Linked DNA regions of Homo sapiens: regions 1 and 2 are each linked to region 3. The links are chromatin loops, found by intact Hi-C in ENCODE. Cell type or tissue: endothelial cell of umbilical vein. All regions are shown on one strand. Region 1 has its middle 59 kb from the start of FAM174B. Region 2 overlaps SLCO3A1 (solute carrier organic anion transporter family member 3A1). Region 3 overlaps CHD2 (chromodomain helicase DNA binding protein 2).

What was found. Peaks named below come from ENCODE experiments on the same cell type or tissue, not always from the same donor. Only the 100,000 strongest peaks of a DNase experiment are listed, where the experiment ranks them.
Region 1: it touches region 3 in a loop (11-fold over the local background); 3 of 110 quality-filtered maps call a loop at or near these places.
Region 2: it touches region 3 in a loop (11-fold over the local background); 2 of 110 quality-filtered maps call a loop at or near these places.

What each region holds. Positions count from the first base shown.
Region 1 is chr15:92,711,914-92,716,913 of GRCh38, reverse strand. It overlaps the pseudogene HMGN1P38. Among named protein-coding and RNA genes, the nearest start is that of FAM174B, 59 kb to the right of the region's middle. RefSeq lists silencers at 1,900-2,049, 2,160-2,209. In endothelial cell of umbilical vein, a CTCF peak has its summit at 1,893 (motif pointing right); DNase peaks (open chromatin) are centred at 963, 1,913, 2,183 and 2,693; H3K4me3 peaks cover 863 bases; H3K27ac peaks cover 935 bases.
Region 2 is chr15:92,095,404-92,100,403 of GRCh38, reverse strand. All of the region lies in intron 3 of SLCO3A1 (solute carrier organic anion transporter family member 3A1), which reads right to left. Among named protein-coding and RNA genes, the nearest start is that of SLCO3A1, 240 kb to the right of the region's middle. In endothelial cell of umbilical vein, a CTCF peak has its summit at 2,643 (motif pointing left); a DNase peak (open chromatin) is centred at 2,643.
Region 3 is chr15:92,915,586-92,920,585 of GRCh38, reverse strand. All of the region lies in intron 2 of CHD2 (chromodomain helicase DNA binding protein 2), which reads right to left. Among named protein-coding and RNA genes, the nearest start is that of MIR3175, 14 kb to the right of the region's middle. RefSeq lists an enhancer at 2,451-3,287. In endothelial cell of umbilical vein, a CTCF peak has its summit at 2,475 (motif pointing right); DNase peaks (open chromatin) are centred at 2,545 and 4,605; H3K27ac peaks cover 793 bases.

The sequences.
Region 1 (5,000 bases), 200 kb after region 3:
CTCTCATGCTCCTGCCACCAGGATATGGGGGAGGTGTAAACTTTGTGTTGAGCCATGAGGTTTTGGGGGTTGTTTGTTACAGTAGTTAGCCTATGCTGACTAATACATTACCTAACCTCTCTGAACCTGTTTTGTTATCTGTAAAGTGGGGGTATTAGATGTGGCTACATTTAAGTGCCCCACAGGTTAAGTGAAATAATTTGATGCACAGTGCCCAGCACATAGTAAGTACCCAACGAGTGTTAGCTATTGTTAGTAAGTGAATGCGAATGCCCATTAGGAGAGGGTGGCAGGTTTGCTTCAGTAATGGTAGGGCTGTCATTATCATCACCATTGCTGGAATGGCACCTGCTATATACTGAGCACCTGCTTGGGCCAGACTCTGTCCTAGGGATGCTACACTTTTGTTCCTTTTAGTCCTCTGAGGCAGGAATTATTAACCTTGAGGAGGAGCTGAGAGTCCTGGGGCCCAGAACTGCTGCTGAAGCTGTCTCAAGTCACACCGGGCGCTCCGACCTCAGAGCCTGACTCCTTTTACTGCGGCGATGATACCCTTGCATTTTTGGGAAATGTGACTTTAAAAAAAAGTGTCATCCATAGGCCTTCCTTCTTGCTGGGGAAGTGCTGTGTCTTTCTTTTTTTTTTCTTTTTCTTTTTTTTTTTTTTTAAATCGATATTTTACCATATTTTATTTTTTATTATTTTTACACACGGGGTCTCACTCTATCACCCAGGCTGGAATGCAGTGATGTGATCATAGCTCACTGCAGCCTCCCACTCCTGGGTTTGTGTCTTCCTTATTGAGACTTTCTCTACTTCAAGTTGTAAGAATCTGCTTTTATAACTTAATCTTTTGGCTTACAGCTTGGCCCCAAGTGTGGAAGGCTCCAGCTTCCTTCCCCGCCGCAGGATCCTATTACTTCTTTGTTCTGTTTGAACTCTGCAGACTCTAAAGTGAAGTGAGTCGGTGGAAAACCTGGCTGGATCTCAAGAATACAGCCTGCGTCTGAGTCCCATGAATCTCCCCGCAGCTTAAGGCCTCCTGTGAGCAGAGCGGATACTGTAAAGCCCTCTCAAAGACACTAATAACTAGAAGTGGGACTGTAGCTCCAAAGTGGCTTTTTTTTCCCCTTTCCCCCGTGTAACTTGCTGGAAGCACTTCGTATTTCTTTATTTCTTTGTGGAATAAAAAAAATTTGTTTGTAATTCCATGAGAATTAGAAAGGCTTGTCTCAACTTCTGAGTTGGTACTTGACATTCAGATACTAAATTTACTAGAGGAAGCACTTTTGCTAGATTAACCAACGATGGATTTTTCTTCACAATTGCGTGTTAATTTGCTCCCTCTTTGAGATGTCAATTTTTGGTTTTAGCAACACAGCCCACCCCATAGATCAGCAGATCTGTGAGTGTGGATTCAGTTGTTAGCATCACGGGGCAGGGGTCCCTGGACTGCATGTGCCTTTGTATTAATTGACTAGACTTGCAGTTATATTAATTCTACTTGTGGTTGTTTAAATTGTGCCTACTTGCACCTTACTTGTTGAGTCAAGATAACAGGGGTTATATAAACGAGTTTATAATATATTTGGCTTATCCTGCTCCTCGTCTGGCTCTGATAAAATTTTAAACGTTCATTTTTCTTTCTTTCTGTCTCCCAAGTCGTTTCTGAAAGGCAAGACGTTAGACTAAAACCAACTTCTATACTTAAGATTATCCTTGAAATAGTTACGAATATGTTCAGGAAACAAAGCCTTGCTCATTATGTGCTAGAACAATGGGTAAACTTTGCTTTCTTGTAGAGAAGAAAATGTTTTCTTCAATAAGATATCGGAAACTATTTTTGTACTTGAGAAATCATGTTACTAGAGACCTAAAAGATCCGCATTTTGTGGCTGTTTAAGAAAGCTACACAAGATGGCGCCAGAGAGCCGGAGTGGAGAGGGATGCGCGCCCCGCACGAAAAGCTCAGCGCCAAAGGGGCGCCCGGGGCGGGCAGGCGCGTGTACCGGTTCTGCGGCGGGGCGGCTGGGCAGGGGCGCTTTGCCCATCCTCACAGCTTCCGCTCTCTCCGGGCAACCTTTTCACCAGCTTCGCACAGACTTTCCGCCCGGCACCGTCCTTGGGTCCTCGGGGTCTCTGGAGCGGCCTGGAGGAGCCGCTGGAGAAGGAAGGGGGAGAAAGCAGCGGCGGAGGCGGAGGCTTCCTCAGGCCCACTTCGAAGCAGGGCGCCCGGCCGAGCCTCTGAGGAAAGCGCGCGCGGGACGCGGATGGGTCTCGGCCTCCAGGGGCCGCGGGAAGGGAGAGGAGGAGGGCGAGGGGAAGCGGCGCTCGCGCCCGGACTCCGGCCATTCCTCAGCGGTCCACCGCAGCTGGCGTTCTTCTTTGATCCCCGGAGTTCTCAATGAAAGAACGGAGAAAGTGGCTTAAAAAATTGTGGTTGAATACACACAACAGAAAATTTACCATCTTAACCAGTTCGGTGGCATGGAGTGCACTCAGCCGTTGCGTATATGGGCGAGTGTCGCCACTGCCCATCTCCAGAACGCTTCATCAAAGGGGACGAAACATCGCGTCCGTGAAATGATAACTCCCGCTCCCCTCTCCCCGCTCTCCCCGGCCCTGGCAGCCAAGCGTGCTCTTTCTGTCTGGAGGAATCTAACCACTCTCCGCACCCCATAGAAGCGGAATGCCACAGTCCCATTTGTCCTTTTGTGATGGACTGACTTCACTTAGCATCATGGCCTCAAGGCTCATTCCTGCTGTAGCCTGTGCCAGAATTGCCTGCCTTTTAATAAGCCTGAATCATATTCCTGTGTGTGTGTGTGTGTGTGTGTGTGTGTGTATCACCACATTTTGCCACTTTTACGTATAGACCACATATCTTTCTTCCTTTTTTAAAAAAATTATTTTTTATTTCAATAGTTTTTGGGGTACAGGTGGCGTTCGGTTGTGTGGATACATTCTTTTTTTTGGGGGGCAGAGTCTTGCTCTGTCGCCCAGGCTGGAGTACAGTGGCAGGATCTCGGCTCACTGCAATCTTCCCCTCCTGGGTTCAAGCGATCCTCCTGCCTCAGTCTCCCGAGTAGCTGGGACTACAGGCACCTGCCACCACGCCCAGCTAATTTTTGTATTTTTAGTGGAGACGGGGCTTCACCACTTTGGCCAGGCAGGTCTTGAACTCCTGACCTCAGGTGATCCGACTGCCTCTGCCTCCCAAAGTGCTAGGATTACAGGAGTGAGCCACCGTGCCCAGCCATGTGGATACATTCTTCAGCCTTGATTTCTGAGATATTAGTGCACCTGTTACTGAAGCAGTGTATGCTGTACCCAATGTGTAGTCTTTTATACCTCGCCCCCCGACCAGCCTTCCCCTGCAAGTCCCCAGAGTCCATTATATCACTCTTATGCCTTTGCCTACTTATAGCTTACCTCCCACTTATAAGTGAGAACATATGGTATTTGGTTTTCCATTCCTGAGTTACTTCACTTCGAATAATGGCCTCCAGCTCCATCCAAGTTGCCGCAAAAGACATTATTTCATTCCTTTTTATGGCTGAGTAGTGTTCCATGGTGTATATATGCTACATTTTCTTTTTCCACTTACTTAGACCACATTTTAAAAATCCGTTAATCTGTTTAAGGATATTTGGGTTGCTTCCACCTTTTGGCTATTTCAAAAACTATTGAAATTAAAAATAAATAAATAATTAAAAAAATAAACATTTAAAAATTTGAGTCCCTGCTTTTAATTATTTTAGGCATATACTCAGAAGTGGAACTTATGTTTAATTTTTTGAGGAACCGCCATACTTTTTCCCATAGCAGTACACAAGGGTTTTAATTTCTCCACATCCTTGTTGACATTTTTTATTTTCTGATTAAAAAAAAATTAGAGCCATCCTAATGGGTATGAAGTGATTGCGGTGGGGTTTGATGTGCATTTCCTGGAGAAATTGGTATTTATTTATTTATTTATTGTTTAGGCCACATTTTATTTTTATTTTTTTCATAATTGAGATTTTATTGGTTGAGGATCAGTACAGACATTTCAATTTGTACACAAATCTTAACATACGTAACGAAATTCTAAAAAGCCATGTATTGTAATTCTTTTTTAAAGTTATTCCAGTGACTCTCCAGCTTAAAATTTGGAAGCAAATTTTCCTTAAGAGGTTATCAAGTACCAGTATCTTCACATGTTGGTCAGCTGTTACATACGGCCCACCAGTTCACAACTCAATAGCACGTACACTACATGTTCAAATTTGTAATCTTTCACAGCACAGTAAGTTATTAGGAAAACAGGACTACCACAACCAAAGATGTTACAGAGTACACACAATTCTGACAGAGAGCGCCATGATCAAAGAGTGGTTTTCTTTAGGAAACAATTCTACTAAAAAACAACATGGTAATAGAAGTAATTTAGAATGTTCAAGACATTAAATGCAGGACTGACTCCATATTGCCATTTAATATGCTTTGTATTATGGGATATAAAAACTAACCCCCCATCTATGGAATGTTAAGCTGACACCCGAGACAGTCAGAGCCTCCCATAATTCAATATCCCACACTACTTTCTGGTTGTACCAAAAAATAAACAACCAGGAAATGATTTCACCTCTTAAAAAAAAGCATTTACACTTAAAAAATGGGATGAGGTGGGATTCCCTCCTCCTTAAAAATGTTTCTAGAGCTACTAAAAAACTTGCATTTACAAAATAGTTGATAAAAATTTTCCTCTGGATTGTACAAGAAGGGAGACAGGGACCACTGATGAGACATGGTATATGGTTATTAATCAGACTTGGCTTCTTTCTCTCCTGCTTCATCAGAGGCTGGACTCTCCTCAGTTTTCGTTTCCCCGTTTTCTGCAGGTAAATCTTCTTTAGTTTCTTGGTTAGCCACTTCGGCCTGTTTTCCCTTTGCTCCCCTTTTCCCTTTTGTTTGCGCTTTTTTGTCTGAAGATTTATCCTTCGCTGCTGCCTTTTTCG
Region 2 (5,000 bases), 820 kb after region 3:
TCCCAGGCTGAGGGAACAGGCTGAGTCAAGGTGTGGCACATTCTGGGGACTCTAAGTAAATAGGCTCAACTCCCTCATCAAGCCACTAATCTACCCCGTGGTCATTCCAGATGATGAGAACAGATGCCATTTCATTCGGAGGGAAGTCTGGTAAAGGGGACAGGAGAAAAGGGTTGCAGAGTAGAGCAAAGAGCCATACACTGGGTGTACCATGAAATATCTGTCATGAAGCCAGGCACAGCTTGGACTTGTCTTGACATAGGTGTCAACAGGCATAGAAGGTGTTTCTCCTTTTCTAGATCCATTTTCCGTTTTTTTGTTTTTTGTTTTTTTTTTTTGAGATGGAGTTTCACTCTATTGCCCAGGCTGTAGTGCAGTGGTGAGATCTCAGCTCACTGCAACCTCCACCTCCTGGGTTCAAGCAATTCTCCTGCGTCAGCCTCCCAAGTAGCTGAGATTACAGGTGCCTACCAACACGCCCGGCTAATTTTTTTTTGTATTTTTAGTAGAGACAGGGTTTCACCATATTGGCTGGTCTGATCTCAAACTCCTGACCTCAGGTGATCCACCTGCCTCGGCCTCCCAAAATGCTGGGATTACAGGTGAGAGCCACTATGCCTGGCCTTACAAGATCAATTTTTCTAACCCTTCCACTCTTTGTATCTGACTTCTGGGTTGTTCTTATTTCTTGCTTGTGTTGGGTGAATTGAGAGCTGTTGACAGCTGTTTGCTCTCTCTGTCAAAGGTTAACTGAACTAGGAGGCTCATGGAGATTTCCACCCATTTCCAAGATCAAATGAAAAGTCACTGGAAATACAGTTAAACCAGTTTAAAACTAACCAACCAACCCACCCACACGCTCATGAGGATACTTGAGATTGTGAGAAGAGGAGATCAAAGCAAGTTGGGGACATTTACTTCTTTTTCCTGTGCCATATGGACTTTTTTTTTTTTGTAGTTCATTTACCCATTTGTTTAACCTATGTTGCCAAACTTTTGCTATGGGACTCAAGAATTCCAAGAGTATCATTAAGTTACAAACCTAATTAGAAACTGGAGACAGGAAGGGACTAAGGCTGGAGGGTGGCATTGAACATCTAGAATCGCAGCCATTGGGCTAATTAGCCCAAAATGAAGGAATCTAGCAGTAGCAGCCAGCCCTCAGGATGGCAGAGCAGGAGGCTCTCAGTCTGTTGACCTTTTTTGTGAAGCAAACAGATGGCCACATCTTGTTCCAGCTGCAAACGCCATGCAGCCTTCTGCGAGGCCGGCTGGTGTGTGCCTCAGGACAAGTCTGCATGGATGTGCTGGTGAGGCTAGGCCATCTCAGCAAGGCCTTTGTCCATGGAAGGGAGCCGCCTTCTGGCTAAATTCCTGGAGATGTTTCAGGGAAGCCAGCTGTTCTGTTAAGAGTGGGGCTTTGAGGTCAGACAGGCCTGGGGATGAATCCCTGCTCTATCCCTAGCTGTGGAAACTGTTAACCTCTCTCGGATTTCTTATTATAAGTATTTATTGTGTGCTTACTATATGCCAGGCACTGTGCTAAATGCTTTGCATGAGTAACTCATGCCATCCACACACAGACTCAGGATGTGTGTGCGATGTCCCCAGGATCACAGAACTCATAAGGGGGTGTAGTCAGGATTCAAATGGAGTCTGATTCCAGTGCTTGAATTCTTAACCACTGCATGATAATGCCTCACCTAACAGTAGGATCTACACTCCCATGAGAATGTGCTGAGGCTCCAATGAGGCAATCTATGTATAGCTTTAAGAAGTGACCAATTCATGGCTGCTGTTACTACTAATCTTTTTGTAATAAACCCACATAGTTAAGGTTGGCCAAGGCAGTGATTAGATATGTACTCTGCTACTAAGTCCGTTTTTTCAAGGTCCTGTTCTCACCTGGGTTTCAGTTAACAAAGAACCTAAAAAAGAAATTCTGGAGGCACCATCATTTCCTCCCCCAGCTCTCAGGGGAGGGATTTATTCTCCCTGAGCTGAGGAGCAAAGGGAACCACGTAGCGATCAAACATGGATGAAAGGCAGCAGCGGGAGCAGCCCATGTCCAAGTGGAGCCAGCTGGGACCTCCAGGCAAGGTGCCCCGTGGGGGCTGTCACCCCAGAACTGGCCCATGTCTACAACCAGCCCTCCTTGGCACCCCAGCTGCATCTACTCACAAGTTTCAACCAGGCTTCCTCACTGGATTCTCCTCTCAATGCTGGCACCAGGCTATGTGGTGGACGCCGCCTTCTCTCCTCCATCTACCCCATAACGAGGGCCCTCTGTGGACCTGCCTTGCTCCTTCCCCACAAATTTTAGGCTGCTGCTTTTCCTGGACCCCAATCTCAGTGGGGACTTCAGAAACATGTGTCCACGTGTGTGGCCCTTGCCTATTAATGCCTACAGTAATGTTCCCATACATTGGACAGCCCTACAGAAGAGCACTGTTTTAGGAAAGCAAGGAAAAGATAGGGGAGGCCCTAAAGCAATTAAGAATCCCCTCCTCAAATACAGCCCAAATCCACCTGCAGGCGGCAAGTTTCACAAGACTAGAAACAATAAAAACTGCTGGCAACTATAGAATTCTATGGCTGACTCCCTAAATAGGATAAATGATATTCTTCTGCCCTCTACCGGTAAAGAGCTGTGCCACACGGTGCCTCACGGTGCCTCCGGGAAGGACGCAAACAAAGACCGTGACTGACAATGCACCTTGCATTCTTTGGAAACAGAAAGGGAAGTCCGCTATCAACTTGGTGGGGAAGCCTGTCATCAGCGAGATGCCCACACGGGACTGAAAGGAGCCCACCTGCCTTACATCCATGCAGGCACCAAGTAGCCAATGAGCCTGGAACCATGGATCACACCGCTCCACCCTGGGCCTTAACGGGCAAACAGAGATGCCGAACACAGTAAGATGGGAACAGCATTCCAGGCTGAAGGAACAGTCTCAGCAAATGGAGGGAACTGGGAGTGGATGGGCTAAGCCCCCTCCAGCCATCTGTCTACCCGCTGGTCATTTCAGGCACTGAGAAAAGGTGCTGTTTCATTCTCCTAAGAGAGTTTGGTGAGTGAAATCTCCACAGGCAGGCTCAGGAGATCGGGGTTTTATAGAGATACATTCCTTGGATTGGGGACATCCCTTCCCCTCTCTGTGACTTGGTTTCCTCATTTGTAAAATGAAAGAGTTGGAAAGGAATGATGTCTGAGGCTCTTTCCAGCTCAGATATTCTGGTCATTCGCAGGCTTTTGGTTCAAGGCCACCACTGATAGCACTGAGGGCAAAATATGCTATCTGGCCACTTTGCTACCCTTCAAGGTGGCTTCCCCATTGCATCAGGAGTATGCCTCCTCTCTATCCCCTCTGCTGGCCCTGTCTTGTGCTGCCTTGGGTGCAGTGGTGGAAGCTGGCCTGTCTATACGAGCAAGATGGAAACTGACTCACTTCATGTGTCCTGTGTCTTCCCAGCCTACCTGTTACCACACTCCCTAGGAAACGGGTTCAAAGGGCCAGCCGACGGCTGCAAAACACCAGCACTCAATCACCTTCGGAACAGACTCAGCACTTTAAAAGTATAAATAAATAGGGCTGCCTCTGATTTTTTTTTTCCACTTGGAAATTTGTAACATCATTAGCTACAAGTAAATATATCAGTAGGATTAATGGAGTGAATCACAAAGCGACTTGGATTTAAAACCACATTATTTCTTTGGGGTGAATTAGTAAATTTAGCATTGTCAAGAGATGATGGATTGAGAACCTGGGGACTGAGAATTCTTACTGATCCTGAGGATAGATCGGCATGAGAAGCAGAGGCTGGAATGGCTTCTCACCCTCTGTTTTCAGAGAGAAAGGAAATATGGCTTTGCTGCATGCTAAACTACATGGAAATATAGTGTTCCTTTTCAGACACAAGGTAGAGATGTGACAGCACATGGTAGGCAATGACCCAGACGGTCCCCTAAAGTCCCTGCTGCCTGGTATTCTGGTCCTTGTGTAATAATCCCTTCTCTTTCCATAGTAAACCTGAACAAGTGACTAGCTTCTAACAAACGAAATACAGCAGAAGTAATGAGATGTCACTTCTGAGATTAGGTTATAAAAAGACTGTGACTCCTGCCTCAGGTGCTCTCTCTCACCTTCTCTTGGGTTGTTTGCTTCAGGGGTGTCACGGTGAGGTAGTCCCCTCCTGTGGGCCCATGGCAGTGAGCTTGGAAGTGGATCCTCCCCAAGCTGAGCCTTGGGATGATCCAAGACCAGGTTGCCACCTTGCAACACCTTGACTGCAGCCTCATAAGAGACCCTGAGCTAGAACTGCCCAGTGAAGCTGCTCCTGTATTCCAGACCCACAGAAAAAAATACGAAAAACAGTATGATAAGAAATGTCTGCTGTTTTAGGTCATTAGGTTTGGGGTTATTTCTTATGCAGCAACAGGAAACCAATACACCACGTGACTTGCTTTGGTTAATGAAATATGAGGGGAAACACTGTATGTCATTTCTGAGTAGAGGTTTCAAGGGCCAGAGTAAAACTGGTTTCCTGTCTTGGTAACTGTGCAAGCTGGGGTCAGGATGGAACTTCTGTGGGCCTGGGCCTGGGGGGCTGAGAATGCTTATCGATCCTGAGAGTAGATCTACAGGTCACCACGATGAGCCAAGTCTCCCTGACCCTGACACTGCTGACCTACACTGCATATGTAGTGTGACCAAGAAATAAACCTTAGTTGTATAAAATCACTGAGGTTTTGGGACTGTCTGTCACCACAGAATAGTCTAGCCCATCGATCTAGCATCCCATTCAATCCCACAATCATGGATTGGGGAACTCAGGGTATTCTGAGAAATGCACTTGCACTTCCTGCTAAGAACACAGGTTCTGCTTAAAATGGTTTTGAATGTGGATATTTCCTCACAAAGGCCACCACAACAGTGTCTTCTAAAAGGATGTTCCAATATTCTGTCTCATTGACCCCGTTTGTACACTTGCACCTCCAG
Region 3 (5,000 bases):
TTAGTTTACTGAAGATAACTAGAACAGCCCAACTAGAAATGTTTATAGTGTTCTGTGTTGAAAAGTGGGAAGCACTGCAGATAGGATGTAATGGAATGCCAATGCCCGCATCAGGATATGTCTATATGGATGCCCATCTCATTCCCTTTGAACTGGTTTATACTATAAATTCACTACATTTTATATAACATTCCCCTATTAACGGTACATTTAGGTTATTTTCAGATTTTTCACTTAATCAATAAGTTGCAAATATCTCTGATACACTTTCCATATTTCTGAGTAGAGTATTTGTATTTGGAAACTGTTGACTGTAACCATAAATATCTTTCTTTCTACGTATCTTCTTGTGCAGCTATGTGTTTTTGAGTTTGTGTAGGAGAGTGATTCCTAGAAATGTAACAATGCACACAACAATACCTTCTGGGGAAAAAAAAAAGCCGTTTTTCTGTCAGCATATATCTATGTGTATAAATGCATTTTAATCACCACATTGCTAACACTGGTTTACTCTGTTAGGGATGGGTTATTTGAAGTATACTTGTGAGTTCCATGGATTACTTGTGTAATTTCAAAAATAACAACAATGAAAATCAAACCCAAGAAAAGATTAACACCAAGTTCACAACTATATTTGCCTTTAGGGGTTGAGGGAGGCAGATGCTCTCAGGGAATGATACTAGTGACATTTTATGACTGAAACTTAGTAGTGAAGCTTAATAGTGAATTCACAGCACTTCATTATATACCTTAAGTATTTTTAATGTCTAAACTAGTTAATTGTCTAAAGTAAGTCTAATCATGAGAGCCAAATCCAAACCAAGGGCGGCAAGTACATCCCACCCTACACAAAACCAGCAAAGATTTGAATGAGTGTTTTTAAAAAGTGTTTTTAGGCCAGGCGCGGTGGCTCACGCCTGTAATCCCAACACTTTGGGAGGCTGAGATGGGAAGATCATGAGGTCAGGAGATGGGAGACCATCCTGGCTAACACGGTGAAACCCCATCTCTACTACAAATACAAAAAATTAGCTGGGCATGGTAGTGTGCCTGTAGTCCCAGCTACTCGGGAGGCTGAGGCAGAAGAATCACTTGAACCCAGGAGGCAGAGGTTGCAGTGAGCCGCAATCGTGCCATTGCACTCCAGCCTGGGCAACAAAGCAAGACTCCGTCTCCAAAAAAAAAAAAGTGTTTTTAAATTGTTTTTGGAACCAGAATCAGATGTAAGACTGAATACAAGTACTAATGAGGGGAACTGCTTAAAGAAGAAAAAAAAAAGCCTTAACAAAGTCATTACTTAATTTTCATACTTCTCGTAAGAGGAATAATCACTAAATAAACTGGAAATGGAAAATGAGATCGTGCCACTGCACTCCAGCCTGGATGACACAGCCAGACTCCGTCTCAAAAAAAAAAAAAGTGTAATTATGGGCCGAGCATGGTGGCTCAAGCCTGTAATCCCAGCACTCTGGGAGGCCCAGGCGGGTGGAACACCTGAGGTCAGGAGTTCAAGACCAGCCTGGCCAACACGGTGAAACCCAGCCTGTACTAAAAAAACAATTAGCCAGGTATGGTGGCATGCACCTGTAATCCCAGCTACTTTGGAGGCTGAGGCAGGAGAATCGCTTGAACTCAGGAGGTGGACGTTTCAGTGAGCCGAGATCACACCACTGCACTCCAGCCCAAGCATCAACAGCAAAACTCTGTCTCAAAAAATATATATATATATGTATGTATATATATGTGTGTATGTATATATATGTATATGTGTATATATGTGTGTATATATAGCGTACATGTGTATATATACGTATATATATATTCATATTATTCCCTTAAAAAAACGACATTTCCTAAAAGACTATGTAGAATTGCCATTAATACCTAATAATTATAATAGTAAATACTATTAGTACTAAGCTGTAGCTTTAGTGCTGGTTTAGTAGAGGAGGCAGAAAGCCCACAAGACTAATAGAAAGGGTCAAACTGAGTTAGTGAGTGGAGTCCTTTAAGCCTTCACCTAAATAACAAAGTAATAAAATTAGCTGACTACCAGTGGCTTACTAGTTACAGGGCAATTAAACATTGGATTTTCAGGAATGACTATCCAACATATATACAGAATCTTCACGAAAAACAACTATCTGAAAATTATTCAACATCTAAATTGCAAACAACTTTTATAATTTTTTACTTAACAAATAATTAAAAGGAAAATACAACACACAGATAAAAAAACAAGTCAAAACTGGGAATTCAGATTCCAATCAAAAATAAATGCTGATGAGAAAAAGGTTTACCACTTCCTTTTGCTTGTGGATAAAAAGAATTTGGTATCTCTTCAAAATACTTTCTGAAGTAGGTAAAAACGGAGTGATTAACCTTCTTGGAACTGGACTTTGAAACGAAGTGCCATTAACACTTACTGTTCCATTTTTAATCGCGGTTTCCCAAATGGCCACAAGAGGGCAGCACAGCAACATTCCACTTAAAAGGAGCCAGCCTGTGGGAGCCCCGCCCAAAAGCCGCCATTTCACTTTAGTGTTTATTTTGCTAACTTACAAAATGGCCGAACTGGTTGGCAGAGCTTAGTGTTTTTGTGGGTGAAAGCAAAATCTGGCAAAACAATCACAAAGCAATCTACACTGGAATTCCATAAAACTTATTTCCAGGCTAACTTCCTGCCAGTGATACAATAGCTAATATTTACGGAGCACTTTTGTGTCAGGCATATGTCAAAATTCTCCTAATCCTTACCTATAAAGAAGACAAAGCCCAAGAGTGTGTGTGTGTATGTGCGTGTGTAAGATATCACCCCACAGTCTGAATTATGCAATCCACACTATCAACTATCAGCGTTAGGTATCACTGCCCTTATTTACATACATTCTTCAGTTGAACTGATTATTAAACCGATGTCATTGCATAACTATTCCTTCTCAGTCACTTCTATGTGTCTTAAGATGGAAAAGCAAAGAAGACTGACTGGTCACACCTTTTTTTTCTTTTTGCTTGTTTGTTTTTTGAGACCAAGTCGCGCTCTGTAGCCCAGGCTGGAGTGCAGTGGCGTGATCTCGGCTCACCGTAACCTCCGCCTCCAGGGTTCATGCGATTCTCCTGCCTCAGTCTCCAGAGTAGCTGGAATTACAGGCATGCCCCACTGCACCTGGCTAATTGTTTTGTATTTTTAGTAGAGACAGGGTTTCACCATGTCGGCCAGGCTGGTCTTGAACTCCGGACCTCAGGTAATCTGCCCGCCTTGGCCTCCCAAAGTGCTAGGATTACAGGCATGAGCCACTGCGCCTGGCCACACATTTCTTATTGGTAAAGAATACTGGATGTAGTTCTTTAAACTCTCCACCTTTGGTTCAAGTCCTGTGCTTCTTCAGAATAAGTTATTACTATAAACAAGGTTAAAAGACAAGTAACTTGTTTCCCAGACGGACTGGGAAACAAAATTTCAATGTACACATAACAAAGTATATAGATACACAACATATGAAGAATTACCTATCAAAAATCCAACCAAAAACTGCACAAAGAAAATGGATACGCAATTACGGAGAAGAAACTGAAATGGCCAATAAACTCATTTTTAAAAATAACTAAACCTCTGTTAACTTGGGAAACATTATAACTGGTTATTTTGCACTCATCTGCTTTGCAGAAATTAAAGTCTCTTAGTATTAAATAATTGTAAGAATAGCCAGTAACCCTTAAAATGTATACGAATCAGCCAGGAGCAGTAGCTCATGCCTGTAATCCCAGCAATTTGGGAGGCCGAGGTGGTCAGATTAGGAGGTCAGGAGACTGAGACAATCCTGGACCACATGGTGAAACCCCGTCTCTACTAAAAATACAAAAATTAGCTGGGCGTGGTGGCACGCGCCTGTAGTCCCAGTTACTCGGGAGGCCAAGGTAGGAGAATCGCTTGAACGTGGGAGTTGGAGGTTGCAGTGAACTGAGGTTGCACCATTGCACTCCAGCCTGAGCAACAGGGTGAGACTCCAACTCAAAAAAATAAAAAAGTGTATGAATCCTGTAATTCAATTTGTGGGCATGTAACGTAGACAAATTATCAAACTTGTATAGGACGAGGCAAATAAATATTCAGAGCTCTGTTCATAACAAAACCTAAATAATCCATATACCCATTTATGAAAATGTAAAAGTAAAATGTGAAATATTCACACTATGCAACTAAATGCAGCAGCTAGATTAGGGCTGAATTATGTCTGTAAATACTGTGAGCCCAAAAGTATCTGAAACAGAGCTCAATCAATTTAGAAAGTTTATTTTGCCAAGGTTAAGGACGTGCCCGTGACACATCCTCAGGAGGTCCTGATGGTATGTGCCCAGGGTGATGGGGCACAGCTTGGTTTTCACACATTTTAGGGAGACATGAGACATCAATATGTGTAAGATGCACACTGGTTTGGCCTGGAAAGGCCGGACAACTGGAAGCAGGGGAGGGGGCTTCCAGGTCATAGGTAGATAATAGACAAACAGTTGCATTCTTTTAAGTCTCTTGATTAGCCTTTCACTGAATACACAAGTTCCATGTGAGAAGAGAGTAGAGGCATAGTCATTTATGCCTCAGTCTGGCTTAGCAAAACAACAGGGCAGAGGAAGCAATCAGATACGCATTTGTCTTAGGTGAACAGAGGGGATGGCTTTGAGTTCTTTGTCCACAAGGAATTTCCCTGTGGGCAAATTGTTAGGGAGGTATGTAGCATTTTTATTTTTCTAGCTATCTTATTTAGGAAAAAAATGGGAGGCAGGTTTGCCTGACACAGTTCCCAGCTTGACTTTTCCCTTTGGCTTAGTAATTTGGAGATACCGAGATTTATTTTCCTTTCACAATATCAAAAAGAAAATTTCAAAACTATTAAATTTTTAAAACACAAAACATATTTACATAACCATGTACATTTTATAAGTGCCAACTCTTTATATGCCAAAATCATAAAAGTGACCCTAGCTATGTCTAACTTTTTTAT